Linked DNA regions of Homo sapiens: all the other regions are linked to region 3. The links are chromatin loops, found by intact Hi-C in ENCODE. Cell type or tissue: K562. All regions are shown on one strand.

What was found. Hi-C counts contacts between places; a loop is a spot of excess contacts. Peaks named below come from ENCODE experiments on the same cell type or tissue, not always from the same donor. Only the 100,000 strongest peaks of a DNase experiment are listed, where the experiment ranks them.
Region 1: a loop joins it to region 3, with 3.0 times the contacts of the local background. A loop is called at or near these places in 1 of 110 quality-filtered maps.
Region 2: a loop joins it to region 3, with 2.1 times the contacts of the local background. A loop is called at or near these places in 1 of 110 quality-filtered maps.

The regions. Positions count from the first base shown.
Region 1 is chr2:197,846,664-197,854,663 of GRCh38, forward strand. All of the region lies in intron 1 of PLCL1 (phospholipase C like 1 (inactive)), which reads left to right. Among named protein-coding and RNA genes, the nearest start is that of PLCL1, 46 kb to the left of the region's middle. RefSeq lists an enhancer at 607-1,919. In K562, a CTCF peak has its summit at 4,999 (motif pointing right); a DNase peak (open chromatin) is centred at 5,008.
Region 2 is chr2:197,990,288-197,998,287 of GRCh38, forward strand. The region is part of intron 1 of PLCL1 (phospholipase C like 1 (inactive)); the gene reads left to right. Among named protein-coding and RNA genes, the nearest start is that of PLCL1, 190 kb to the left of the region's middle. In K562, no CTCF peak of the experiment used is centred here; a DNase peak (open chromatin) is centred at 4,634.
Region 3 is chr2:197,926,330-197,934,329 of GRCh38, forward strand. The region is part of intron 1 of PLCL1 (phospholipase C like 1 (inactive)); the gene reads left to right. Among named protein-coding and RNA genes, the nearest start is that of PLCL1, 130 kb to the left of the region's middle. RefSeq lists an enhancer at 3,016-3,310. In K562, no CTCF peak of the experiment used is centred here; a DNase peak (open chromatin) is centred at 3,122; H3K4me3 peaks cover 394 bases.

The sequences.
Region 1 (8,000 bases), 80 kb before region 3:
TGTAATGTGATGGGTGAGTGCCCAGTAATTTACAAAATAATTATTTTCAAACTTAATTTCACCCAGGCAAGAAAAAGTAGTGCAAATATTTAGGGTAGGAGGGTGAGAAAGCAACGAAGTCGCACAAATATTGTGGTTTTATAGTAAATGTTGTCAAGGTGGAGACATATATGGATGATAGATCCTCAGGGATGTTTTATGGGTTTAATATATACAATGGAAATTCTTTAGAAAAGTATTTGAGGAGTTGTGCAGCTGTATTGCTGATATGAGACTTGTGGTTTCTTTTCCACATTTTATAACTATGAAGTAGTAGGCTGGGTCCTTGAATAAGTGTGTGTTCTTTGGTTTGCATGAATGGTATGTACTTTGAATTCTCAAAACAGAACTCCAGTTTATTTTCTCAGTAGTCCCAGTGAGAAAAGCTGTATTTCTTAAATATGGTCAGAAAGCACTTGACGGAGGAGTGTTTACTGTAGAAACCTGTGATTGTCTGCAGGTACCAGCATAAACATGTTCCCATTCCTCATCCCGGGGGGGTAATCTCATTATTAAACCTATGCAACCTTCAAGTTAGCTTATTTTTAATGTTTGTTTCATATTTTAAAAGCAAGAAGTGAACACGGAAAAAAGTTTAACAATATGAAAGAACATATAATAAATGGTCAGCCCCAGATCCTCAGTGCCCCAGATCCTCAGCACCCCAGAGGCAAATACTGTTAACAGTTTCTAGTGGGTCTTTCATACAATAGATGTTTTTATTTTCATAGAGAGAATGGCTTTTATTTGACCTCTGGAATACAAAAAGGTAACTGTAGTTTCCTTGCAATGCAGTTGGCAAATTATTTTTACCTTCTTTTTCCAAGCAGACTCTGAAACATGAGTTTTGAGGAGCAGGATTAAATACTCTGACCTAAGAGACCCAGATATTTGGATTTTTATGTGGACATGTACTCACTGAAACTGAAATTTGGAGGAACTGGAATTAATAACATTTTCCCTCATGTAATTCATGGAATTTATTGCTTTGGCTCTAATTATGCATTTATGTTATATTCTGAATAATGCAAAGGAGAATATTGAAACATTTTAGGCCGTCAGAACACTTTTCCCGCTCTCAAGCTGTCTCCCTATTGTATTTGTGCTGAAATGCCAAGCTGCATGTGACAGTAGAAGAGTTGGCAGTATCTGTCTTAGAATAAGCTTTCACATGCAGCTTCAAACACCTTTGTGGTTTGGGTTATATTTTGACAGTTGCTAGGTAGCTTGAGTCAGAGAGTGCAGCTGTGCAATTTAAGATGTGTTTTCCTATCCTTTCCTCTAAAGAGAGCTAAAAAAATAAAACTATAATCAGATTTCTAAAGTGTTAAACGGGATAAAACTATTTAGAACCCATACTATAGAATGAAGTAGATGAATTCTGATAAAGCACATATATACTAAAGTATACCAGTGAATTTATTTCAGATGAAACTAGGTAGGCTCATTGTAAACAGATGAGCTTCTGAAATTTCTGAACTGTTTCATTGAAAGGTAAAACAATGGGTTTGGGAGCACCCACACTTCTTGGCACAGGTGAGTGGTTGGCACTCATTAACCACCGAATTCTGACACGAACATGCTGTTTATGAAGAAAAATCAGGGAAGGAGACTAAGATTTCTGATAAGAAAGAGTAGAAGAAAAGGTAGAAATTCAACTTACTTGGTAAAACGGGAGTACGTCAGGATTAGAAATGGGCTCTTACACAACGAGAAATAAAGATAGCTTTTTCATAGGCTTCCTATTCTGAGAGTTTTTCTTGTTGATTTGTAGAGTGTAAATGTACTTCTTCCTGAAGACAAGGACTAGGCCGAGGTAGTTTGATGTAAATGTGGGGACTCATTTGTTATGAACCCATAGTAGACTGCTGTGGGAAAACATTGTGAACAAAAGAAGGAGTCAAAAAATAAACAAAACATTTTGTGGCAAGTTATCTAAGACAGATCCTGGAGAAGGGCTGATTGAGAAGGTAAACTAGAACAAACGGCTTTAAAAATAATAGACAAGGTCAAAATATTTCTGGGCAAGAAGGACAATCAAACCACTTGCAGGTGTTGTGTTGCTGCCTAGAGACTGGTTTGGCCTGACCCAAGTGATGGTGTCTGGAGCCAAACCTTTTATCAGGAGAAATATAGGACCACAGAGATGAGACAAGTACTACCAGTCCTGGGGAAGTAAAGAGACGGAAAATTCCTTTCTTTAACTAGAGGGAATGGACCCTGCAGTCAACCTGTGTACTTGCAGAGCTATATGTCTTTGGTATTCTGATATACTTCACAAAGTATATTTTATGCCCTAGGTGCTAAGTGAATTGACAATGAAGACTTGGTATTGAGGGAATTAAAGGGCAGGTGGGGTTCTGTTCCCAAGGCTACAGTCCATAGAATATTGGCAAGGTGGAGACAAACATGACATACCATCTTCCCTGCCTTCTTTAATCCCTGGGTGGATGGTAGCAGGCAAGAGAGTAATAAATGCAAGGAACAGTAGGTTTGCAGTACCCTTGGTATTCTGTCATATGTGTAATTGAAAGCCACAACAAAATAGCAATAGAAAAGAAAATATTAGTGAGGCGGCTCATGCCTGTAATCTCAGCACTTTGGGAGGCTGAGGTGGGAGGATTGCTTGAGGCCAGGAGTTTGAGACCAGCCTGGGCAACGTAGAGAGACCCCATCTCTACAAAATAACAAAAAATTAGCAAAAGAAAAAAGGCTTTTTTGTGTGTGCGTGCATGTGTGTGTTTGTGGGAAGTCTTAATTTTTGCCTTGAATTTTAAAGGAAGATTTAAATGATTAAAGTAATGATTAAAGTAATTGTGAGATGTGCAGATGACATAGAATAATGGAAATTAAAAAATAAATATTTATTGCCTTTTCTCCCCTGCTTACAAAAGCAGTACAGCTTAATGCAAGAAATTTGGAGAAATGTAAAAGGAGAATGGCATTTAAAAATAACCTTAAAATGTTTTTTTTCTTGAAATATTCAATGGTGGTGGTGGGTAGAGAGTGAGAGGAAGAAGCTCCTCATAGACTTTGAGAAAATCAAGAGGTTTTAAAGAGCAATAAAAGGAACTGAGCACATCTCCTTTAGGATCTGTAGAACTGGCCTTAAATCAATACAGAAATGTCTAGCAAGAGGCAATCTCTCTGGGGAGATTATTAAAGTGAGAGTAGATTATCATTTGAGTGACTGGTTCAGGTTCTCTGAGGTGCTCTTGAAGTACCACTGACTGTTGAAGCATGTATCTGAAATTTCCTTTTAACACAAGTTTTCAGTGATTCTCTTAGAGGTTAAACACACAGACACACAGACACACAGACACACACAGACACACACACACACACACACACACACACACACACACACACACACACACGACTGCAGCCAGGAAGCCTGGCTCAGTCACCAGGTAGTGGTATGCCCTTGGGCAGGTGATTTAACCTTTCCAAGGTTTAGCAATTTCCTCATTAGTACTGCGACAGGATTGAATCAGATTTTCTCCAAGGTTTCTACCTGCTCTAACTGTTTTGTTTTAAGGAATTGATCTCATTTTCTCTTCCTGTCTGTCTCACCCCACCATTTCCCCTTGTCCCAAGGTAATTAAGCCATTTCCAGTTCAGACAGTGAGCTAAGTGCTTTTTGGAACATACGAACTCAAGGAATGCACGTTTTTGTCAATTATTTGAGAAAGTGTGAATCCTGCATGGAGTTTAGAATATATGATTGTCAGAATTGTCTTGATAAATATGGTGTGTGTGTGTTTGTGTGAAATAGAGAATGCATGTAGGAATAAACGAGCAAGCTTATAATTTTTAGTAATATTTGGAATGAGAAAAATTAGGAGGGTTCAGTACTTGATAAGAAGGTGGGTTTCATAAGTAGAATAAACCCGAAGGCCATATACATATCAGGAGAGTTACTTTATGGCTTATATGTTTTTTCCCTTCCAGTATTATAGAAGACAGGTTATATTGTCTGTACAACAACTACACCTACCTACTTCAGGTGTTCATCTTTGGAGTGGGGACCTACGGGAATCCCTGAGTTGGTATAAAGTTTATTTCAAGCTGGAGACATTTGAGATTCAAGAACACATATTGGAGCTTCCCTTATCTGACTAAAAGCAGCAACTTGTGGGAAATGAGGCTACCATAAATCCTCTCTCCAGGAGAGTTTCATGGCCATGAAGAAGACAGAAAGACCACTTGCACCTCCATAAACAAACATTATCACAAACTTTCTTATATACCGTTTGCTCTCCTAAAAATTGATTTGCCTTTCCTAAGGAAGCCTACCTGTTTTTCCCATAGGAGCTTCCTCCCCTTTCCCCACAAAGTTAGGTATATAAGTCTCATATTCTAACCACCCCTTTGAGTTAGTCATCACTGGGCACTCCCACATGTGTGTGCATTGCACGTGTAAATAAACTCCTTCTTTTCTCTTGCTATTTTATTTTCTGTCAGTTTAATTCACATACCTCCAGGAAATAAACCTAAGAGAGCAGCGGAAAAACTTTTTTCCTCCCTGACATCTGTTTTATGTAAATGCAGTTTTTGTAAACATGAAGATAGGATTTCCGGAAACTTCAGACTTTGGGAGCAGTTCTACATACATAGAAAAAATACAACAAAACAGTCAGTACAGATGCATTTTAGTAATTACGTAGCTTATCAAGTAATAATCAATCTAGAATCTGAAGAGTTTTTTCTATTGCACAGTGATAGAAGTATTGATTAGCTATCTGTCTGGAATAAAAGCAGTGCTCTGATTGGCTGCAGTGGTCTTTATTTGAAGAAGCATATGAAGCTATTGGTGTTTATGGCAAGGCATGCTGCCTGAGCCGCTATAAGAAGAAAGACTTTCCCAATGACACCTAAAATCTGGGTACAAGTGATAAGAAAGAGAAGAGACAGGAACTGGGGAAAGTAGTGAAAAGCAGTAGAGACAGTGGGGGAGAAAAGACATTGGCTCCAGGGGGAGCAATTTCACTTCTCTTACCCCTCACCTGCAGGTCCTGGTATGGAAATAGGCATGTTAGAGGAGACCAGGAGGACAAGAAGGTCTAGCCTTGGACAAAGTTCAAGGGGCCTTTAGACCCCAACAAGATGAAATAGAAGAAGTACTGGCACCTGGCCCCATTCCCCTGACTCCACCTCACCCAAACCCTGATGATTATATATTAAGATTGCATTTCTGTACCAATGTGAGGCCACAAGATAGATGGCTCATGGCTGGGCATTTGGATTTGCTGTTGGTAGTAAAAGGTCAATGTAGAACAATTTCCAAATAGCTCTCCTCTCATATATGAATAAGGATGGTTGGCATTTGATTTTGCTATGTATTTTAAAGCTGCAGCAAATGCAGTGAATGAATTCAGCGACAGCTTTGGCCATGTTTTTGATGTACCGGGTGGTGATAGTTGGAGGTAGGAGGGACTTAATAGCATGTGGAATGAGGGCAAAAATATCATTCAAGGCAACGTGCCTTTCAATTCCTGGCACCTCCTGTTGCACAGCTGCAATGTGGTAGGGTGGGGGAGGGAGCAGGGAGGATGGTGGGGAGATGGCACTGCTGTGTGCTGCAGCCTGCCCTGGCCAGCCAAACTCTTGACAAGGCAGCTGGAGAGTACTGATCCTGGCTCTAGATTGTCATCTGATTACACATTGTTTTACCAACTTCATGACTGTTATCTGTTTGCTACAGCTTGTAAAAAAATCTCTATGCTTGGAATGGCATGGTAGTGATTAAAAAGAGATAGGAAGCACTTAATATGCTCATTCATTTGCATTTATTGTAGATTAAAGGAGGAGATGAAGGTGTGTAACTATCTTTTACTATTGCTCTCAGGATTAATATATCATATTGCTTCTGTCATTTAACATTTTTATACCGATGGATTTTTCTTCAATGTTCATATATGTATAGAAATGTTGATAGATGCCAGTCACTGCTAATTAATGTTATAATTCTAAGATGCTGGCGGGTTGTAGGTAGCTTTGGCCAAGGTCCCTTCTTTAAACCTCTCCTATTTTGGGCCTGAGGGTGAAACTAGTCACTCCTTTTAGAAAACAGAGCTAGACTTGAATCCCAGAGCAGCCACTAGGATATCTATATACATCTATAATATGTATCTATGTCTGTCTATCTGTATAAATTTTGTTTTATTATGGTAAATATATTTAACATAAAATTAACTATTTTAGCCATTTTTAAGCATTAAGTACATTCACATTGTTCTGCAACCATTACCATCCATCTCCAGAACTTTTTCATCTTCCCCAATTGAAATTCTATAGCCATGAAACATAAACTCCCCATTTTCTCCTTTCTCCACTCCCTGGTGGCCACTATTCTGCTTTCTGTCTTTATGAATTTGACTCTTTTATGTACCTCATATAAATGGAATCGTACAATATTTGTCCTTTTATGACTAGCTTATTTCACTTAGCATAATGTCTTTAAGGCTCATTCGTGTGGTAGCAGGTATCAGAATTTCCTTCCTTTTAAATTCTGAATAATATTCCATTGTAGGTATGTACCATATTTTGTTTATCCATTCGTCTAATGATGGACCCTTGTGTTGCTTCCACCTTTTAGCTATTGAGAATAATGCTGATATGAACACAGGTGTGCAAATATCTGTTTGAGTTCCTGCTTTCAGTTTTTTGGGTATATTCCCCGGAAGTGGGATTGCTGGATCGATCATATGGTAATTCTAGCTTTAATTTTTTGAGGAACTGTGATATCATTTCCTAGGACAAACTTTAATTTCTCTGTGCCTCACCTTCCTTATTTGTGAAACAGGAATAATCATCCTTAACTGGAAGAGGGCTATCAGGGTTAGAGATAATGTAGTTAAAGTGCCAGCATTTCTTGCCTCTAGAGCCAGTAGCAACAAAACGTGTAGTTTCTGCCTAAATCTTGCTATTTCTCACTGCCTCTGCTCTTGCTGTCTCTCTGTTTGTAATGGCCTTTCTTACCTGACTCCCTCCTATGCATCCTGTAAGACTTGTTCAAGGGCTGCCTTCTCTAGGAAGTTGTCCCTGTTTCTACCCAAGCTATATTGCCCCATTTTATGCTTTTATGGCACCTCTATCATTGTACCTGCCACACTGAATAGGGATTATCTCTTCATTCTTCCATCTCCTGTTTGTAGACTAATTTAATATGTACTGAAATATCTAATATGTGGTCAGTGCTGGAGATTCAGTGGTAGCAGACACTTATAGGATCTATCTGGAGGGGGCTTCATCTGGACCAGTTCCTCAGGGTGTGTTCCTAAAGACCACCTCACCTGCATCAGAATCCTTGGAAGCTTTGGGGACCCATGCTGGGTCTGAGAATCTGAATTTTAACATTCCCCTTGGGTGATTCTTACGCACATTATTAGCTTGTGAGTTCAGAGGTTCCGTGAGGGCAGGCCCTGTGTCACTTCAACACTGCATCCTTGGCCCTGAGTGCAATTTCTGGCACAAAACAGTTACACAAAAGTATTTGTTGAAGAAGGAGGGTACTCTGAATTGAAATGGGGCTGGAATTTAGGAGTGACCAGCAATAGTATGAGGTTAAGATTAACTCTACCTTTTCCCAACAAGTGGAATACCAAGCCAATTCAAACATAAATCTAAACATATATTGATTTCTTACTGAGTGAGGCTTCTCTCTGCCTCAGCCTCATCTCTAGGAGATTTCCTAAAGGAAGGAAATGGACCCATTTTCGTCTTAAATTACATTACATTGTTGACTAGTTGAGAGTCTTCATGCTTCTTTAGTTTCCAGCAAAAAAAAATCTTCAAATGAGTTTTTATTAAGCATTATAATGTTTGCAAAGGTATATAGTGCAAGAATTTGAAATAAAGTTTTCTGGATGCCATAATTTATGTTAACATTTATTTATAAAGAAATACATACATAATATTATAAAATTTTGTGTACAAGGACTCCACTTGTGTATCTGTAT
Region 2 (8,000 bases), 64 kb after region 3:
AGGTGCTGGATATAATTTTAAACATGCCTTTTAAAGCAATGCAGCAGATATTTTGTGGATATTACAAACATACACCTCAGGACAAAAGGAAAGCTAACCTAATATGACTGGAATTCAAGGTGTATGGTAAGATTTCCAGTGAGGGTATGTATTAGTCCATTTTCATACTGCTATGAAGAAATACCTAAGTGTGGTTCCACATGGCTGGGGAGGCCTCACAATCATGGCAGTAGGTGAAGGAGGAGCAAAGGCACATCTTACATGGCGGCAGGCAAGAGAGAGTGTTCAGGGGAACTGCGCTTTATAAAACTGTCAGCTCTCATGAGACTTATTCACTATCATGAGAAAACCCACCCCCATGATTCAATAACCTTCCACAGAGTCCCTCCCATGACACATAAGGATTATGGCAGCTACAATTCAAGATGAGATTTGAGTGGGGACACAGCCAAACCATATCAGGGTAGATTCAGAAAATGTTTCTCTAACAGTTTAGACTGATGCAAAGGTGTACTTTTTGGAAAACTCTTTGATGACTTAAAGTTTAAGTGGAAATGTAGAGTCTGGATAAAACTCATGGAATTTATAGCATTCCAAGATTAATATATAATTTTATAGGATGTGTTATAGAATATGGATAATTAAATTAATTATATAACCATTAGGTTTGAACAAGTATTAATCCTGGAGGGAGTGAAGGTTAATTTTACGGTCAATTTGAGTGGGCCATCGGGTGCCCAGATTAAACATTGTTTCTGAGTGTGTCTGTAAGGGTGTTTCTGGATGAGATTAGCATTTGAATTGGTGGACTCAGAAGACTTCCCTCCTGGTGAAGTCGGGCATCATCCAATCCATTGAGGGCCTGAATAGAACAAAAACAAAGGAAAGAGAAACTCACCCTTTCGCTTCGTGCCTTCTTGCTTGAGTTGGGACCTCTCATCTCATCTTCTCCTGTCCTTGGACTGGGATTTATAATTTGGCTCCCCTGGTTCTCAGGCCTTCACACTTAGACTGGGAATACCACTGGCTTTCCTGGGATTCCAGCTTGCAGATGGCAGATGATGGGATTTCTCAAACTCTATAGTGGCATGAGCCAATTACTCATAATCTCTCTCTCCACTTCCCTCTCTCATTCTCTCCTTTCCTCTCTGTGCATATATAACCTCCTTTGGTTCTGTTTGTTTGGACAACTCTGACAAATACAGATGGTCATTATAAAGCAACTTTATTTTTGTCACCCACTTTTGTTCTTTTAAATTTATTCTGTGCTCCTACTTATTATTGTTCTGGTTTGAAATTTAGACACAGCCTCATGGTTCTTCCAGTCACTTCTACTTCCACTGGAAGTACAGTCTGCTTAGTATATTTATTCCAAACTTCAGAATTTATTGAAGTTAAAGCTTCCCCTTTCTCCCAGTGCAGGACTGCTGCAGACGAGCCCTCATTAGTGGGAGATGTGCTGAGAAGCCCTTCTCTTTCCCACTCAGTGCTTCTACTTCCTCTCATCCTCTCCTAGCTTACTCCCCTTGAAGCATGGTGGGGTATGTCATCAGAGTGAGGAGAGGTTGGAGCTGAAAGCACCCACTGTCTTCTGTGGGGCCTGGAAATCTCTCCCTCACCGGAGATCGCTCATCTGTGCTTGTCTTCCATGGGTGAAAACATTTCTCCTGGTTCGTCTCTCCTGATGCTTTGCTCAGCTCTGCACACAACTTCAGTTTCCTTTTGATGAGGCCCCTTGCTTGCTTCTCAGCATTCATTTTTTTTTTTTATGATTAGCAAGATTTTTTTAATTATACTTTAAGTTTTAGGGTACATGTGCACAATGTGCAAGTTAGTTACATATGTATACATGTGCCATGTTGGTGTGCTGCACCCACCAACTTGTCATTTAACATTAGGTATATCTCCCAATCAGCATTCATTTTTAAAACTGTGGCAAAATATATATATTACAAATTCATCATTTTAACTATTAAATTAAATTAATTTATTTTTGAGACAGGGTCTCACTCTGTCACCCAGGCTGGAGTGCAGTGGAGTAATCATGGCTCACTGCAGCCTTGACCTCATGCGCTCAGGTGATTCTCCCACTTCAGCCTCCTGGGTGTCTGGGACCACAGACACACACCACCATGCCCAACTAATTTTTGTGTTTTTTGTAGAGACAGGGTTTTGCCATGTTGCCCAGGCTGGTCTCAAACTCCTGGGCTCAACCAACCCCCCTCCTCAGCCTCCCAAAGTGTCGAAATTACATGCATGAGCCACCATGCCTGGCAATTTCAAGTATTTTAAAGTTATAATTGTGTGATTTTAAGTGTATCTATAGTGTAGTGCAACCATCACACCACACATCTTCAGAACTTTTTCATTTCCCCATACTGAACGCTGAAACTGTACTCATTAAACACTAACCCTCCATTTGCTCCTCCCTCCAGCTCCTGGCAACCACCATTCTCCTTTCTGTTTCTATGAATCTGACTACTCTGTAACCTCACATAAAATAAATCATATGATATTTGTCTTTATGTGACTGGCTGTTTTCATTCATGTTGTAGCATGTGTTCAAAATTTTCTTGTTTTTGGAGGCTGGATAATATCCGCATTTTGTTTATTGGTTCATCTTTTGAAGGGTACTTGGGTTACTTCCATCTTTTAGCTGTTACTAATAATGCTTCTGTGAACATAGGTATGCAAATATCTGTTTGAGTCCCTGTTTTCACTTTTTTGGGGTATATACCCAGAAGTGTAATTGCTGGATTGTATGACAATTCCATGTTTAATTTTTTGAAGAACTGTCACACTGTCTTCCATAGTGGCGGTACCATTTTACATTCCCATGGGTTCCAATTTCTGCATACCCTAGCCAACACTTGTACTTTTCTGTTTTTATTTGTTTGTTTTATAATAGCAATCCTAATGGGTGTGAAGTTGTATCTCATTGCGGTTTTGATTTGCATTTCCCTAGTGACTGGTGATGTTGAGCATTTTTTCATGTGCTTTTTGGCCATTTGTATATCTTCTTTGGAGAAATGTCTATTCAAGTCCTTTGCCTGCTTTCTAATTAGATTGTTTGTTTTTGTTGTTGAGCATCAGCATTCTTGGGTAGGATTTCTGGTGACCCTGTGCTGGTCCCTGTGTGCTCCATCATCAGGGTCAGGGAAGCATACAGATGGCACACTCCAGTGGAGGAACTGAGGAGAGCTTGGTGAAGAGATTATTCTCAGAAGTGTGGGCAGTGTTGAGATACTAACAAGGGATGTTGAAGTGCCTTGTGTAACAGTGTAGAGTCATTATCACCCCTGGGCCTGAGGGGACAAGGAGAAGGCATGAGGACAGAGAGCCTAGAGAGAGCTACATCTGCAGGAGAGGACTGCCCAGCAGAAGCTGTCAACTTCTCTAGAACCTGTGCTAACCCAGCAGGGAGAAAACTGGGGGGATAAATACCCCATTCTCTCTCCCCTTCCTTGTTCTTGTCTTCTGCAGGTGCCTCCTGTTGGACAAATGTAGCTGGAAGTCTGTGATAATTTCCATCAAGGTCAGTCTCTTGGGCATAGAGCAGGATAGTAACAGGTGGAGGCTGGGTCTACAGTGGTAGACAAGATATATCCAGCACATGAGTGGAATTCCTCTTTGGTCCACAGGATCTTCTACCCATTGTTGGGAGTGCAGTTACTTCTCAAACCACAGGCTTTTCTCTGCTGCCCTAGGCTGCTTCAGTGAGTCACTTACCCTTTAGGGTTCTCAAGAGTGTGAGTTAGTCGCCATTCCACCACAACCAGGAAGCATGTGAGCTCTAAAAATTCCACTGAAGCTCCTTACTCTAGGCTTGAGGTGAGGGACAAATTCTTCCCCAAATTCTTCTTGCGGGGAAGATGAGACTCATAGCACACCAGTAACTTTCTCCAAATAGTCTTCTGTAATCTCCAACTACCTAGACTTTTATGCCCTCAGTAGAGATGAGGAGAAGGGTAAAATCTAGGAAACTGCAATCTTTACGCAGTCCTTTCACACCTCACTGTGAAATATGCTGGCTATGGGCTAGGAACTTTAGCAGAAACTGGGGCTGAATTGGTTGTATTTTAACATCCTGTAACAAACATCATATGCAGTCCATATCCCTAAAAGTTTGTATATTTTGGTAAATATAAACACATTTTTAAGAAAGTCATCTGAGTCAGAAATGGGAAAGATTGCTTTATATTTGGGATTACTTCATATTTGGGGATATAAGATATGCTTTCTTTGACATTTTCCCAATGTAGAAACACAGGCCAAATAGGATAACTCATGAATTCCATGAAATTTATCCAAGTATCTCTTAGCTTTAAGTAGCTAAAACCTAAATTAGGTAAATGAAAATATTTCAACATTTGGTAAGGTGTGCCTAAATTAAAGTTCACACTAGAAACATTCTTGTTTAATTTCAGGTGAGTTCAGTAGAGTAGTTTCCTTGGCATAAATAATTTCACATCTAACTGTTTATACTTTTAAATGTATTTTAATTGTGAAGGCCTAATTTCTGAATTTAGTTTAGAATAAACCTCTAGCCATTTTCTTTCTTATGTATGTGATCCCCAAAGCAGACGTGTCCTAGGCATCAGTTTTCTTATCTAATCAGAGAACCAGTGAAGAAAGGAGGAACCTGTCATCTCCATGCAGAAGCAAGGGATTAAGTGATTAAGCTGTCATTTCTCAAAGCCTTTCTCCAATGCTTGCCCCATAAGTTTTGGGTTTTAAATGAGTTTAGTGGAATTCTGCAGTCTTAACATATGGCACATATCCATGACTTCAGTAAATTACAGGTACTAACTTTTGTTCTTTCTGGTGCAGATGTGTTATCATTTTGCTCTGTTTTGTTTTATAATGTCAGCCTTCTCTGTGTTATTAATGTAGTGTCATGTGCTACCATTTTAGGTAAAAAGCTTTTTCTGTTATTTCCTATGAATCTCCTAGGAATGGACCCATTTGGAGAACCAGACTGTTCATTCTTTCCTTTCCCTCCTTTTCTCTTCTTCCACTCCTTCAAAGTATTGGTTGAGTTGCTATATTATGTGTCACAGGCATTGTTCCAGGTGTTGGAGAATCTGAAATGAAACACAAAGTCCCCCTGCTCCAGGAGCTTGCTATCGCCATCCAATGGAAAGGAAAGCAACAAGTAAATAAAAACTGCCACATGATATACATGTCAGACAGGAGACACATGGTATAATGAGAATACCACAAAGGGGCCTAATGGGGTGACCCAAGGTGGGTCCTGAGGGTTTATGAGGCAATAGTTCCATAATCAAGGAGAAGAAAGGCAACCCTGGGCGGAGAGCACAGCATGGGAAGGCCAAGACCAGGGAATCCCTGGCATTTGAGCAGTCAACAATCTCAGCGTCAGCCATGTTCATGGTGTGGTACAGTGGTACTTTTGTGGAGGCATACATTTTAAATTCATGCCCTGGGTGGCCAGTGTACAGGAGGAAATCACTTAATGGGGGGGCGTGTGCCCAGCTGGCTGCTGGTATCTGCTTCTTTGTTTGGCTCTGTCTTTTGCTTGCTATCCTAGATGCAATAACTCCTATGAAATGAAAGCAAGAACTTTCTGTCTTAGTGACAAATGGTCATCTTATGAGAGTTGAAAGGTTAAATTGTCACATGAGTTTATGCACAGGAAATGTGATTTGGGGGAGAAACAAGTGCCTCTGCAAACATTTTTGTATTTGGGAAGTGGGGATGATTGCAAGGTTTATGCCTGCAGCGACAGGGAGGGGGCTGCATACATCATGTTGTGTGAAGAGACGGGGCATTGGAGGAAGAGCAGGTTTGTTCAAGGTGACGGGCAAGAGGGAAAGGGAAAGGAGGGAGAAGAAAGATGGAAGGAGATGATGAATTCTGTTGAGTTTGAAGAGAGATCCAGGCCAGAAATGCTGGTTAGGAAGGCATTGGTGCTGCATGGTAGTGGAAGTCACAGGGGTGGACTAGGTCATTTGAAGAATGCACAGAGAGATGAGAGGGCTAAGGAAAAATCTGAGGAACAGCACAGGGCATTTTTAGGGTAGTGAAACTATTCTGTATGATACTGAGGATATGGTAGATAAATGACATTATATAGTTGTCAAAAGTCATAGAACTACATAACACAAAGAAAACTCTATTGTAAACTTTGGAATTTAGTTAATAATAATGTATCAATATTGGTTTATCAGTTGTAACAAATGTACCACCAGAATGCAAGAGGTTAATAATAGGAGAAATTGTGCAGTGTGGGGAGAGGTGAATATTGTAGGAGCACTGTATTTTCTGTAAACCTAAAACTGCTCTAAAAATAAAGTCTATTAATTAAAAAAAAAAGCCAGTGAAGATCAGTTATGTGCATAGCAGCTATACTTCTGCAGAATCTCCTTGGTGAGCGTGCTTTTTTCAGGCTTACATAATACAGTTAAAAGAAAGAAAAATAACACTCCCCTCACAGAGAAATAATCAGCTGAACAAATCACTAGTTATCAGAATGCAGGCTGTAGTACATCCTGTTTTTCTAACTCCTCTAAATTTACTAGTAAAGCAACCCAAATTGCATGGAGGAGGGGAGGTCATTGCTTGCTGTCAAGGCTGCACTAATGACATTAGGGTGGCATTAGCGTACCAGGGCTCTCCTAGTCCTCACTACACCACATTTTGAATGAGTTTTGCTTGGACAAGTGTTGAGGGTGAGGTGGCGGGAGAGGGAAGGAGAGAGATAGCTTGTGCTTTGTCCTATTACCTGAACCAGACTCAATTGTCAAACATTTTTAGTGTCGTTTTCCTGTGCTCACGGAATCCTGAGAGTGTAGCACTACTGTGGGGAGGGCAGGAGCCAACAGGTATAGCTGGCTTATCCCAGCATTTCTTCCTTCCCATCTGTGCACAGCGTAAGTGGCACAGTCCACAGAGTCCGCTCCCATTTTCTCTCTTCCCCCTTAATGGGGCGGGGGCGTGAGCCCAGCTGGCTGCTGGTATCTGCTTCTTTGTTTGGCTCTGTCTTTTGCTTGCTATCCTAAATGCAATAACTCCTATGAAATGAAAGCAAGAACTCAAAGCTCAAGTGGTCAAAGCTCAAGTGGCAGCCAAGTGGTTTCTTGTGATCTGCTGAGGTCGGCTTCTGATAATTAGAAGTGACAGGTGATGACTATGTTATCATAACCTGCAGCCACACCACCTTCTTCTGGTTCTGAGACAATGTGTAGTAGAAATGGTTATTTGTTCATCGAGCTGGTCCCCACAATTCACACCCAAAGAGGCCTTTTCATGGCCCTGCACGCACTGATGGCTGTTTCAGGTAGACAAGCCCAGCAGTGTGGGAACCCAGATATCTCCCATTCTGTGTGAAGGAGCTACCTAGTTTCTGGAATTTAACTAGATTAGAACCTCAAGTGATGCATTATAGGTCTGAAGAAGCATGCCAATCATGACCTTTATCTTCCATTTTATGAACCCTTGGAGTGGAGCCTTTAGAAAGAGGAAACAGCAGAGAGAGGGCCTTACCTTGTGGCCCATGTGGTGACATTTTAGGAGCTGCAAAAAGGGTCCCTTTGCCTCCCAAAAAGTTCCCTGAGGCTGATTCATTCAATTCTATATTTAATGTTTCATTTAGTAACACTTTAGATTGAGGATTATTGTTTTATGTTAAAATATAAATACCTTCTGGGTATTAACTCTTTTCAGTTATAGCCTTTATGGTAAAGGAGTTGCCAAGGGCTCAGAATTTGATAAGGCAAATGGAGGAGAAAGCATGAGGGCTTAGTGGGTGGGAGTGGTGGAGAGTGATATGGAGCGAGACAGAAACTGAAAACTGAGGCCAGAGGAGAAGAAACTGTGCCTATTTATTCAGTTTTTCCTGGGAGTTTCCTTGAGAAGAATGGAGCTATGTGTGTGTGTGTGTGTGTGTGTGTGTGTGTGTGTGTGTGTGATATGAGATTGCTTGTGCGCCTGTGTGCATGTGTGTATGTGTATGTGTTGAACGATACTGTGGAAAGTTT
Region 3 (8,000 bases):
GATTTTGCACTGCCATTTTACCTCTTTAGGCAAAATAAGAGGTTTCTGTTTCTGAGCCTAGTCTATTCCCTTAGAACCTTTCCATGTTATCCTTTATCTTTATGCAATGTTTCCCATATGTCAGCCATTCATGGCCATTCACCATCCCATTTTTTGTTATGAGCTTTCAAACTCAAATTATAATTTACGTGATATTTAAAAAATTTGTCTCTTTAACTTTGTATTCATTTGATGTTGCCTTTTCTAACCGTGACCATAAATAAAAACCCACTATCACATGGCACAAACATAAATAAGATCAAAAGTAGTATTTTTATCATTTGTCTACTATTGGCCTGCGCATTTGCTGAAACTGCAGCCTATTGTTTCTTTCTTGAAACTGGGGAGTAGGAAGCCTTCTGGTTATCAGTTGCTGCAAAACAAGCCACCCAAAACTTAGTGGTTTAAAATAATACTTTATTACTATCACTCACATTTTTGTGGGTTGACTTGGCTATCCTGTGGTACTCGTTTGGGTTTGGCATGAGGTTTCATTTGACAGCTGGGGCAGGGATTATCTGAAGGCTTGATTGGGCTGGATGTTCATGGTGGTTGTCTTATTTGGCTGGGCAAGGGCTGCTACCTGTTAGCTGGGACCGCCTGAAGCTATTTCCTGTAGTGCCTACACGTTGCTTCTTCATATGGTTTGTCATCACATGTGGCAGCTAAGTTCCAAGAGTGAGTGCTCAAAGAAGTCTTCGTGGACACTGAGGTTTCTTAGGATCTAGGCTCTGAAGTCCCACAACATCTTAACCACTTTCTATTGATTTAGTCTAGTTCAGATTCAAGGAAAATAGTAGGGAAGAATTTGTGGCCATCTTTTTATCTATCACAGTTATTGTCAGAGGGGTGTTAAAGAATAGCAAACTTAAATGTTCTTTGTGATGTAATCAGAGGGATTGAAAGAGAACTGAAAGGGGAATGGCATTCTACCATGTCATTTAATGTTATTTAATTCTGTCTCCATTCATTGCTTTAACTCATCTTGGCACCACCAATGTCAGTGAGCCCCTCCTCAATGTATTCACCCTCTTCTGTGATGCTTCATATCTCTTTCCTTTGGGATTTCAAGAAGAATTTGGTTGATATGTTCTTCTATCATTTTGAGGGTTACCTTCTGTCTTTTCCTAATGCTAAAAATACAAAGAAGAAAGGTAGAAAAGCAAAAGTAGCATTGTAATGAACAAAATTAGTGTTTTCAAGGCAAACAGCCAAGTATTACATAAGCCAACTCACAGGGCATTTTTACAAAAATTCTGGAGAAATGGCTATGCTGGTTTCCAGATTTAGAAACCTCTCTGGCTCACTTGAAAGGACTACTTGGGAGGAGGGATCCTATCACTAGACACCTTCCTTCATGGGTCAAACTTTTGATTCAAGTGTGCATGGGTGAGATACTAAGATGAAATAATTTGAGTGTCAAAATCTATGTTTATTATGGAAAATTTTAAGGTTATATTGTTTCTCAGGAATAACCCAAACAGACACTGATGACTAGCATTAGTGACGTTATGGCCAGATTATGTGAAAATTGACAAGCAAATATGGTGTAGTTTTCCCCTCTTTTAGGAAAAGCACAAAGAAGGATCCATTTTGTGAAAAATGCACAAACTCTTAAGGTTAAATTTAGAACCAAGGGTCATTTTTAAATGAAGTTTGATGGTATGATTTTTTTGACTGGTATATTGCTTTATATCTGCATCTAGTCATTATATGCATATATTTCAACCAAAGGTATACAGTTTTAGAAACTTCCTTTCATCAAGTTTCAATTTTTCCTTTTGCATTTATTGCTCAATACATGATTAGTCATGAGTAAGCATCCAGAATGATATATGTATTAGCTCTTCACTTTGGACAAGAAATTTCTTCCAATTTATATAATCACTCAACATGACTTAATTGTCATGGTTAAATCTCCTTGACTCTGTACTCAGTGGCATTAAGCAAGCAAATGTTGCTTATTTTTCACTAAGTACTAACTATGAAGAGCTGTTAGGAGCCTCTAGGAAGTTAACTTACATGAAAATTCTCTCTTGACCCCATTATATTTTTAAAGAAGTATAGATACTAGCCAATGCTGGGACTATGTCTTAGATAAATATTCAAGATGCTCTGAGTGGAATCTGTGCTAACATTATTACCACTGGTATAGTTTTTGCTCTGAAGATTTATGAAATGGATTATTATTTTGAAAGTGTTAAGCACTGTTAGGGGACTCTCTTTTTTTTGACTTGGACTGGATCCCACAATTCTAAAAGTATTTATGAAAACAATATGATGAAATGTTAATGATGGAAGTGTATCCTTGAACTTTGATTTTAAAAAGGTGTTAAATCACTGATGAGTCCTTGTCTTCACCTTTGCTTAGTTCCAAGATTAAACTCAGTCATAAACATGATATTTATAAAGAGTTTCTCATAACTTAGATATTACAATAGTAAATGAAGCAACAGAATCGATTCACAATTATGTATACAACTCAGTACAACAATTCAAAAATAAATATGCCTAGAAAAATACCTGGAAAAATATACCACCATGTCAATAGTCATTGCCTTCTGTTTGGATTATATTGTTTCCCCTTTGGTAATCTTTTTCTTTACACTTTTCTTTAATTTTTTCAACTTTTCTATAATGAAAACATTTTAGCATTGGCATGTGTCACTTAACTAAATGAGATTCTGTGATTGCTAATGTATATGCTTCAGTGAATTGTTAGTTTTTAAATTATGTTAATGAATAAACAGTTTCCAGGCCAGTCATTTTCTAGCCTCATTAATGCCATAGTGACATTTGTTATACTGTACTGAACGATTTTATATAAGAGACTTGAGCATTCTTGAATTTGGTATCCTTCTGGGGTCCTGGAACCAATCCCCCATGGATATGGAGGGCCGACTGTAAACGCCTTCTCCTGATTTGGGTTTTATACATTTGTATCAGCAGTCTTATAAACACCCTAGAAGGAAGCTCCACCTTCCAGAAGATGAGGCAGCATGCTCCTTAACTGTTGAATGAAGATTCTTTCCTGTTTCCACTCTTTGTTTGGTGGGCAGGAAGGCTCCTGCTCTTCAGTTGGAAGTGGCTGCAGCTGTTATTAGCAGATAAGCAGGAGTGGCCTGGCCATTTCTGTGACTCACAGTGACTTAGTGGGATTCATATCAAGAATTCCTTCCTTTTCTCTTGACAGTTTTCAGGTACTTCAGAAGGTTAGGTAGAAGGGATATGAGTGATTAAGATATATTTTATAGGAATAATTGAAAGCTGGGCATTTGATGTGTTTTGATTTTAGAACAGAGTACTGGACAGCTTCACATTTGGATTCTGGGCAGGTATGAATTCTAATGAGAGAGTTAAAAATAGTGCTAGGTAACTAGTAAAGTAAGTGACACAGAGACTTTCCTTTAGTTCTTCGTCCATCTTTGTTTCTCATTCGTTGACTTGCATTGCCTCATCCTTTATCTACTCTATCAGTGTGAGGTTATAGAATAATAGAGAGAAAAAGAAAACAAAAATAACATACTTAATTTCAATTTATTTATTGAATCAAACATTACCTAAAGTTGTTCTTTTGACATTTTTTCTCCTGTGATACACAGATGTCTCACTGAGTATCAAATAGTGAGAGGGAAAAAGATTCCCATGGGGTGAATCTGCATGGAAGAGTGTGCATTAATCTGTGCAAATGCCTACTAATCTTGGAACTTCTGAAGTAAAGAAAAATCCATTACTACTGCTCTATATAAATATTAACAACCTAAAAGTAACTTAAGTGATCTGCAATGGAATATGTGCCATTTAGATCTTTTAACTACTTCACACTTTCATAAGACTTACCACATATCCCAACCTCCCACTTTAAATAGACGTTTTTGAAAATATCAGTCAAGGAGAATCTTTAATTACTACATTGCTTCAGGGAAACATACAATTTTGGTAATAAGAAACACTACTTCAACAGATCTGTTCTTCACAAAATAGAGTACATGCAAATGATATGACTGAACTCAAATTCAGATGTTTGGCAGTTGAGCTATTTGGTGAAATGTCTTGAGGGAAAGATCTTTGGGTTCTTTTATACTTGATGACTTTAAATCTGTGAAAACTAAGGGGCTAAAATAAAATGAAATAACTGGGTCTTTTGTTTTTCTTCTTAATAGTTTATTGTGTAAAGAGGCCTCGTTTTCCTACTATACCTTATTCTTTGATGCTTTTCATTTCCTTGTATGTTTTGGAAAAATAATGTATGTTCATAGAACTCTAGGCACCATACAGCGACAATTGGTCAGGCCTTCTGAGCTGCAACACACTGCAGATGTGAGGAAGAATTGTAATCAGTAGGTCATCTGCCTGCATAATTTTCAGGGAGCCATCTTGCTCCTACCAGGACACATATGGAGGGGCATGTTTGCAATTTTATTAATAACATTTTTAACTCACAAAAGTTCCCACATAAGGAGGCCAGCACTGTCAAAGTTCTTTTTTCTATCTGGGAAGGGCTTATTTGGTTTATTGTGCCTTCTATGATCTTGTTTTCTATAAAGATAGGCTGCTAAAAGTGGTAGACAGTTACTCTTTACTCTATGCCCTATTCTACATCAGTGCTGAATGAGCAGGGGCTGTGGACAGAAGGTCATGAGGGAGGGGTCAGTTGGAGGGTGGCAGGGCAGGTAAGTGAAGGGTTTGGGCTAAGTCACATTATATGCTCACCCTCTTAAGTTTCGTGTGGTAAATTCCAGCTGGAATAAAAATAAGAGCCACCTTGATTGGGAAAAGAAACTGGGAGGTGTCTCGGAAGGGAAGATAGAGCCTAAGAAGCAGTATCTATTGCTAGCAAGAAAGCCTGGGCTCCCTTTGCCCCCATAAAAGTGTTTAGATCTGGTCGGTGAAAGTCAGACTTAAACTTTCCTCACCCACCTCAGAGCAGCATTCTGGAATAGTTGCTATCATTTATAGTGCTCTGAGGATATTTCAGGTTTTGTTTTTTTCTTTAAAGGATAAAGTCATTGATAGAACTATAATTACAAGGAGGCTCAGCTGTTGCTGTAGGTGGTAACAACTTATAAGGCAGTCTACACCGGCTGATCTTCAATTAAATTATTCATTTCTGCATGCAAATTCCACCCATTCTTTTCCTTTTTATGGCAGAAGCTACCAGTACCTTTATACAAATGATCTTGGTGGGGTTCCTGTCTTCCTGTTTGGAGATGGCCTTATTGAGTATGATTCAAGAAATAGACAGACCTCTTGCCTTCCTCATACCAACCTACAACCATCCAACCAACCAACCAACCAACCAACCAACCACCCACCCACCCACCCACCCACCCAACCATCCAATCACCCAACCAACCAATGATCTAACCTTTTCATAGGACAGAGGCCTTTATTCCCAGTTTTAAATTCAGTGGGAAGCATAAAGGACTATGATAAAATTATTTCTTGAATGTCTTATTACTACACAGGTCAGTTGAACATGAAAGGGGAAGTGGAGAGGTTTAAATTGTTAAGGTTAAAATTGTCAAAATTGGAGGGCTGTGGTCATTTTACATAATTTACATATGTATATTCAATTTTGTTTAAGGCTAGATTGTAAAATATCCTGCATAGAGCAGAACTGGACTATTTTAAAGGAAATTCTTTTGAATGGGTAATGAGCAAGACATGATGTGACCAAAGGACCTGAAAAACTGCCAATTTCTCAGTTTTAGGCTTCTGTGATCTTCCCCATACTTTCTCTGTTGGGTCATTGCTACTCATATTGATTGCACGGTCCTCTGATACTCACTCATTCCACAGTTACCATCTGATGAGATGTGGCTAGTTTCAGTGCTCTGATTCTGTTGAATGAGATTATGCAGTGAACTTGGGTATTTTCTTCAGCTTGTGATGGTTTAGGAATTGCTGTCTAGGACCTCTTTTTATACTGCACTGAACACAGTTATTTCCCATTTTGAGGTACTTACACTTTTTTGACAACTATTTTTTAAAAATTTAATTTAATTTTAAGTTCTGGGACACGTGCAGGACGTGGAGGTTTGTTACATAAGTAAACATGTGCCATGGTGGTATGCTGTACCTGTCACCCACCACCTAGATTTTAAGTCCTGCATGCATTGACTATTTCTCCAGATGCTCTCCGTCCCCCTACCCCCCAAACCCAGCAGGCCCCAGTGTGTGCTGTTCCCCTCCCTGTGTCCATGTGTTTTCATTGTTCAGCTTCCGCTTATAAGTGAGAACATGCAGTGTCTGGTTTTCTGTTCCTGCTAACTCACTATTTTGCATGTGTATAGAAAGGCGTTTTTAACTTACTTCAACTCAAGATCAATTTCTTAGTCACCTACTATGCACAAGACACTATTCCAGGTATTGCAGGAATTAAAAGGTAAGTGAGACATGGGCTGTGGCAGTAAATTGGTATTAAAGCAGGATTGGGAGATGGCATTCAGAATGGTGAAGAAATAGGAGAGCATGTTAGGTACTTCACTGTGAGTGTTAAAAGGAAAAAGAGATCACCTGAAACTGGGAGGCATCCTGATTTGCTTAGGTCTGCTGGTTTTGTTTTGGTGAGGTTTAGGGCCAATCAACAAAAACAATAAGTTAGAATTTCATAAAGGAAATAGTTTAAAGTATCTACTCCTAGAAACAAAGTATGTGTGAGAGGAGCAGTTATTGGCTGTCTGCTTTTTAAAATGCTTGCCCTTGACTTAAAGGTATGAAAAGAGAATTTTAAAAAATTTCAGTGAGTGTGGTGGGCACTATATCCTAGTTGATTCTTAATTATTCAGGAGCTAAATATCAAGTTGGAGAATTATCTAAGTTGTTCTCTTTTTCTCTTTCTTTTATTCCTGACTCCCATCTGATGTTTGTGTTGTTTCTTTTTTTTTTCTTTTCTTTTTTTTTTTTTTTTGAGACGGAGTCTCTCTCTGTTGCCCAGGCTGGAGCGCAGTGGTGCGATCTCGGCTCACTGCAAACTCCACCTCCCGGGTTCACGCCATTTTCCTGCCTCAGCCTCTCAAGTAGCTGGGACTACAGGCGCCTGCCACGACGCCCAGCTAATTTTTTGTATTTTTAGTAGAAACGGGGTTTCGCCGTGTTAGCTAGTATGTGTTGTTTCTATATACTAATTGCCTCAGAGCTGGTAGAAAGGAAATAACAAGATTAATAGATTAATTGCAAATCTTTAGCTATATTAGTTAAGGAAAAGGCTGTGATATTTGGGCAAAATGAGGGTAATTGGTGAATTGACTATTTGTTCTGGTTCATTATCATCGTGGATAATTGAGAGCTAATGGAAGTCATTGGAACTGGGCCTGCAGGGTGATTTAAGATCAGAATGTTTCTTAAGGGTGGGAAGAAGGTTCTTGATGTGATACAGTACAGAGCTCTTTCTTATTCTATATTAAATGCTCATAATGGTAGACTGGATAATTGTCTATATAATAATTGTCTATATATATATAATGGCCTCTATAATAATTTTGTAAAGTCTTACTTTCTTCCTTTCTATATATTTTTTGGGTACAGTATTTAAGTTACTGAGCTTAAAATAAACTTCCTGAAAGAGTAATCTGGGTTAAAAATGGTTATAGCTGCAGAAATACATACTGTGAATTGCTCCCGGAAATCTGTACGGCAAATGTAAGAGCATTTTGGCTCAACACACTTAACTCTAATGCATCTCATCCAATTAGAGTTTATGGCAACTGTCATTCAATATTAGCAGCTATACTTAAAATATGAGTGTTTTAAAATGATTGTGTTTATGGTTTCTTTCTTATCTCAGTAAAAACAGTTTGGTTTGCCAGCAAGTTTTTTTGTTTGTTTTTTGTTAGGTACCTTCTAGGTTGTAAATGGACAGGAAGCTGTCTATCAAGAGATTTCTTTCTTCAGCTCTTTTAAAAGTAGTGTGAGCTGGGGATGATATATAATATGATAAAATACCTAATGGATCCCTG